Regions from separate parts of the Homo sapiens genome. Here region 1 is linked to region 2. The links are chromatin contacts, found by Hi-C or POLR2A ChIA-PET in ENCODE. All regions are on one chromosome and are shown on one strand. The core of a region is the stretch at or near the end of the contact, and the rest is flanking DNA. Distances in the headings are between cores, read along the strand shown. Region 1 holds the start of LINC02660 (long intergenic non-protein coding RNA 2660). Region 2 overlaps LOC107984195 (a long non-coding RNA gene).

Region 1 (3,089 bases), core at 164-2,663, 150 kb after region 2:
AAAGTTGGGTTTCTTTGCATCCTTTTTGAAATATGTTACAGAGACATGAGCGCAACCCATGCCCTTGGACAGAGGTGTCCTGTCAAGAAGGCCCCATCTCTGGGTCTAGGCCCTGTGTGCCACTGAGGTCCCTGTAAAGCCCTTCTTTCCCAGCCCATCTGTCTGGGGTCACTTCTGGCCCCAAGCTCTTTTCTTCCAATATTTGTACCTAACAAGCCTTTTTTTTCTTGCATTTGTACTGTTTGAATTTCATCAAGCATATAATTGTGTTTGTTCCAATGGTAAAAATAATATTTTACTATTTACCTACTTTTTTCAAAGGGCATAGGTTCTCTAAATACTAAGTGGTAGGCAGTGTGCTGAGGGCTGGGGCTGCCAAGGTGAGTCAGAGAAACCCCTGAGTGTGCTGTGCTACCTGCCCGGTGCAGGAAACAGATATCCGAACAGACGATGGGAAAGAAGTGGGTTCTGTGAAGGTGAACAAATGTCCAGGAGGGACATGGGAGGCTGCCTCCAGGGCTGATCTAAACAGACCCCCACGCCTACCCCAGGTTTTCTGGGGGTTTTACTGCTGCTGCCGCTGATGTGAAAGGCGGTCCGTGATGTTGGTGCTCTCCCTTCCCCTCTCTTCCATCCTTCCCAGAACTCTGTGCCTTGGGCCAGGCAAGCTCAACCTTAAAGAGCGGAGGAAGAGGTGAGAAAGAATGAATGAATATTGGCCGGGTGCGGTGGCTCACGCCTGTAATCCCAGCACTTTGGGAGACCGAGGCTGGTGGGCCACCTGAGGTCAGGAGTTGGAGACCAGCCTGGCCAACATGGTGAAGCCCGTCTCTACTAAGAATACAAAAATTAGCCAGACATGATGGCACAGCCTGTAATCCCAGCTACTCAGGATTCTGAAGCAGGAGAATCGCTTGAACCCGGGAGGGAGGTGGAGGTTGCAGTGAGCCAAGATCGTGCCACTGCACTTCAGCCTGGGCAACAGAGCGAGACTGTCTGAAAAAAAAGAAAAAGAAAAAGAAAAAAAAGAATGAATGAATCTACTTCTTCTTCTGTTAAGACAAAAAGGCCCCTAATATTTTTCCAGAGGAAGAGATAGAAGAGGTAATAGCAGCTGAGAGCACCTAGAAAAAAACAGCACTTCCCAGCTGTAGCTCTCTCCAGTGAAAACGCTGAACTCAGAACAAGCATTGTGAAGTCGCAGGCGAGAGAGGCCAGCTCAGGAGGGCCCCCTGACCGCCCCAACAGACCCCACTCACAATCTCTGCTGCACATCTGCCCATGGAACAATGGCACTCCGAGCTCCTGCTCCAGATCCTCATCTTCAGCTAACAAATCAGAAAGATGAACGTCCACGGGCAACGCAGAAAACATCATAGAGATCCCTACCCAGGTTTGTCCTCTTGCTCAAAGAAAGAAGGTCGTGCATTCAGGACAAGTAACGACTTGCTGTAGCTTATCTCCTTCAATCCCAAATAGTTCTCATAGTTGGCTGAGAGAGGAGAGACCAGCCGCCTGTAATACCATCTATGATGCCTGCTCCCTTCTCTCCCTTCCAACATTTCTCCTTGACAACCCCACACCAAGAATAAACAGACGGGAAGGCAAAGATGAGCTACAAAGTTTTGAGCAACAAAGCAGGTCAAGTGGGGAATGAATACTCCCCAGCAAAACACAGAGGATCCGATTCAAGAGTTCATTGTGAATATAAGCACATAGGTTAAGCCTGCATACACCGAAAATAAAAATAACCATGCCTGATTTCAAGACTGAGACAGAAGAAAAAAATTACTCAGATAGATACGGTGGTCATCTTCACAGCCTTTTGAGCTAGCCAATATTCACTTCAATTGCCTGAGGTTTGCAGTAACTCGCTTTGGGTTCTAAAAGACACAGTGGGCTCACTGTCCCCCTTTGGGTGTCCCTCTCTGCACAGATAAACCAGCGGCACGCGGAGGGCATGAGATAGAAGCCTGTCCACAAGGGAGGAATTATCTTTTACAGGCAATCTGGGAGCACCATTGAAAAATGCTCTTCTGTGATGAAATTATGAATGCTTTCACATCAAACAAAAATGTATTGTCTAAACCCTGGGTGAATATTGGATGTCATTTTTTTTTCTGCTCAGCATTTTGATATAACTATGCAATAATCTCCAAGTAATTTCATGTTTACATACACCAGGTGACACACGGCATATGTGAAATTATGGCACTTAGGAATATTAAAGGCATCTAATGCATAATGAAAACCGTATATTGAAGAATAATTTTTCTTCTACAGTTTTATAAGCAGTTGACAAAAAGCTGACAGGAGAAATTCTTCCAATAATGGAAGTACTCTCAGGTTTAATTCTCTTATAACAATTCTATTATGCATAAAGTAAGACGGAAGAAGTCATTGGCTTATGATCTAAAGGAAAGCATAATCGCAAAACTATTGCAATCAATGCTGTTGAAAATAATTCTGCAGATAAAAATTTAATAATTTTATATGAAGATACACTGAATTACAATTTTAGGTCAAGTTGATCTTTCAAAGACAGACTGACTACCTTTTTGAACAAAAAAGACTATGCCACGTGGTATAGTTTATGTCTACCCTTTGTCTAAGGAAGCAAAATACATTTGAACAATTATTTAATTGAATCTACTTAACATCATTGATTATTTACACCTAAAATAACTGCTAGCTAAATATCAGGATTTCTGTCTTAAAATTGTCCAGATCATTTCCTCAGATCTCCAAAATGTTTTGCTAATAATACATGCCTAAATAAATATACCTAATTAAGCAAAACAATGCGGATTTGGTTCATTAATCCTCTTCATCAACAAGGTCATTTATTAAACACCTATTTTGTGCTAGCCATTAAAGGAAGCTCGTGCTAATGAGCCTTTCTCCTGATAAAAAGTGAAGAGTTTGGAAGAGGCAGACCATGTTTTCCGCAGCCTAGGCCACACCACGTCACTTTTTTTTTTTTTTTTTGAGATGGAGTCTTGCTCTGTCCCCCAGGCTGGAGTGCAGTGGCATGATCTCGGCTCACTGCAAGCTCCGCCTCCCAGGTTCACGCCTTTCTCCTGCCTCAG
Region 2 (3,142 bases), core at 23-2,522:
TAATTGTTTAATGCCTGTCTCTCACTAGTCTACCAAATTACTGAGGATGGAGACCCTATCTGTTTCTTTATTGTTGTATACTTAACATATAACAAAGTGCTTAACACCTAGAAGCCAGGTAATTAATAAACAGTCAGATAAATACATGAGCAACTGAATAATAAAGATAACTCCATATAGTTATATGTGGAAATATATATATATTATATATACACTGTTGTGATTATCGTTATTACTTTTGTCATCACTGTTCTAATTTGGGGTTCAGTTTTTATTAATTATTTATAAAATTTAGTAATTTCTAGATTTACCATAATATAAATTAATTATTACTATCTAATACAAAATTACTGTTTACCAGCAAATTCTCACAAATAATTATTATAGTAACAAGAAACTATTACTATAACTAAATTATTACAAATTATTATTATAGTCTATGAATCCAACAGGAAACAGCAGCTCTTATTTTGAATAGGTAAGGTTTCTAAGCTGGAGGGATCAGGTCTTCCTTATCCAGCTTAATTTCTAGTCCTTCCATGACATTTTTCCAGATAATATGCCGGGACACCCTTAGCATTCCATCAAGTTTTGGGTAAGAATATTTTCCATCTCTGGCCAGCTTGATTTGCCGAGCTGTGCTAGATGTCAGCAGCTGCACTGGACATTAGCTGAGGGTAAATAATGAACATGCATCAGCTTCCAACTCTGTGCCAGCCTGTGCCACATCTTTGGCCCTGGGTAAGGTTAGCCTAAGTGATGCCAGCCAAACACCCTCTGCAGGCTCCTTCCCATCTTCTTGGTTCCCCTTCTTCCCCGATGCACGCCCCCCACCCCCCAAAAAAGTCTGTCACTCCTGCTGCTCAGCCTAAGGCAAGCTATACACAATTGTTGATGCACGAAAGAAGATATGCTGGACACACAAAATGAAACAAACAGAAACTCAAGGCCATCGACGCTAAAGCAACCCTTCTGGCTGGTGTTTGGAGACCAACACAAACTTTCTGGAGCATATGTCAGCATTTAAGATGGGAAAAAAATGGAAATCAAAAGAGTCCCTTTCCCCTGTTCCTGTCTCGCCACTCCCAAACCGTCGTTACTCTGGTCCCTTCAGGTGAAATTTAGGGTTGGTGGAAGGAGGGTGGTGCCCTGGGCCAGGTGGTCAAGAGTAGCATCACAGCTAGTTAAACTCAGGGCAACAGGAAGGAGACTAGACATTAACGACTGAGGTGTAGCTTCCTCTTGGCGGACGTTCCACATTACCACTGACTTTGTGCATCCCTGCTCATCTAAGCTGTGGTTAGATGTCATCTAACTTGTGGTTCTCAACTTTGGCTACCCGTCAGTCACCTGGGGAGCTTTGAAAACTCCTGGAAGAAAAGACCCCGGAGGCACCTCAGGCCAATTGGATCAGAATCCCTTGGGCTTCCAGATGGCTCCGATGCACCATTACAGCTAAAATGCTTGAAAAGGGTCACAAGGCGTTCAGGTGTTAAATCAGACACAGAACAGAAGAAGCAACTGCTCTGTTTAAAAATAAGAGCCACCTATAATGAATGCTATTTTTAAGAGGTTTTATACAAGCAAAATAAAGCATACAGCCAACGCCACTTTCTTTCTTTTTTTTTTTTTTTTTAAACACAGAGTCTTGCTCTGTGGCCCAGCCTGGAGTACAGTGGCACGATCTTGGCTCACTGCAACTTCTGCTTCCTGGGTTCAAGAAATTCACCTGCCTCAGTCTCCTGAGTAACTGGGATTACAGGCATGAGCCACCACACCTGGCTAATTTTTGTGTTTTTAGTAGAGACAGGGCTTCACCATGTTGCCCAGGCTGGTCTTGAACTCCTGACCTTGAGTGATCTGCCCACCTCGGCCTCCCAAGGTGCTGGGATTATAGGCGTTAGCCACCACACCCAGCTTCTTTTACTCTTACAATAAATTTTGCTTTGTTAGAGTGAAAATAACATCAACTGTGTTACTCTGTATGAAAATGTTCTTTTTCCCTGTTTGGTTTTACAGCATCTCCATTCCTACAGCTATAATTTTATATGATGCCTTGCTGGTATTTGCAGAGCAAAAATATTATATATTATATGTAGTTCCTTCTGCCAAAAGGTATAGAAAGTTTTGTAAAACTATGGAAGAGGAAAGAGCATTAGGTTTATTTTTAACTCATAAAAATTTTATTTGCTTTTTTTTTTCCCCTTTACACGGGTTGCTGTTACTTTAAGAGTCTACTGGCATTTAACTGGCAATAAAAAGGGCAAAACAAACTGTTCCTTCCTTTAGATTGTGCAATTTTATTGCGCTGTTTTAGAGGGACCAAATATGCCTTTAAAAGAAATGCATGTTTAACCACCTTCTTTGTGTAAAGCAGTAGGTCTGTGAGTTGACAAACCCCAAGGGTAAGGTAGTGGTTCTGTGTGTGCCTGATGTTTTTCAGGGATACTTAGAAACAATCTGAAGCTGAGTGGCATGGATGGCACTGGCTCCGCATGCAACCAAATCAAAGACGACTGAGTTTAGCTTGAGCCCAATCATGTCTATACTCAAAGTAAACGCAAAGGCGTCTGGAAGACCACGGTGATATACTATGGCTCTAACCAGAGGAATCAGCATAGAATTATATGTTTACACTAAATTGGGAAGCCATTGACCAGAATAAACGTTTCACACTTAATCGATGACACATTTTTGATCATATAGGCAACGCTATCCAATACCAACAGTGGGTTCTATCTTGCCTTTGGTGATGCTGTGCTTTCTGTTTTCATAGCTTTCTACACATGTTCACATAGATCGAAAAAACGGCAGCGTAATGAGTCAATAGCAAAATGGTCACTGGCGTTTCAAAATATTACTCAGGCAGAAAATAATATGTGGATTTCATAGCAGTACGTATATTTAAAAATAAAAGTTGGAGAATTTGGAGGAAAAGAAGAATTTTTTTGAAAATATGTTTTGCCTCCAAGGGAAATAGAGCAATAACCTCCACTATCAGATAGCTTTTTATTTGTTTTTCCTCTTTCCTCATGGCTCTGTTATTTTCTGTGGTCATAGCAGCAATCAGAAATGAAAAGATTATTATTTGCTATGGGTGGGTGCAAAAGTAATTCAAGTCTTTTTTCTCTAATGTGGCTTT

The links. Hi-C counts contacts between places; a loop is a spot of excess contacts on that map. ChIA-PET counts read pairs that join two places held with the same protein, here RNA polymerase II (POLR2A). Pooled maps may share reads with other maps.
Region 1: a map of transverse colon shows a loop between it and region 2 (2.9-fold over the local background). The contact joins the promoter of LINC02660 here to the enhancer-like site in region 2. A Hi-C loop is called at or near these places in 2 of 168 maps with a recorded cell type or tissue (endothelial cell of umbilical vein and transverse colon), 1 of 37 single-sample maps with no recorded cell type and 5 of 50 pooled maps. POLR2A ChIA-PET finds 5 or more read pairs at or near these places in 4 of 52 experiments (IMR-90, Panc1, activated CD8-positive, alpha-beta memory T cell and 1 more).

The regions. Positions count from the first base shown.
Region 1 is chr10:3,910,347-3,913,435 of GRCh38, reverse strand. LINC02660 (long intergenic non-protein coding RNA 2660) reads right to left here and starts at 1,413. Exons shown (of 3, transcript NR_183984.1): 1 at 1,390-1,413.
Region 2 is chr10:4,058,086-4,061,227 of GRCh38, reverse strand. All of the region lies in intron 4 of LOC107984195 (a long non-coding RNA gene), which reads right to left. Among named protein-coding and RNA genes, the nearest start is that of MIR6078, 68 kb to the right of the region's middle. Within about 2 kb of position 1,272, at least 6 of the 41 ENCODE cell types and tissues checked have a DNase peak (open chromatin) inside an H3K27ac peak, as active enhancers do; they include Panc1 and transverse colon, where a contact is called at or near this core.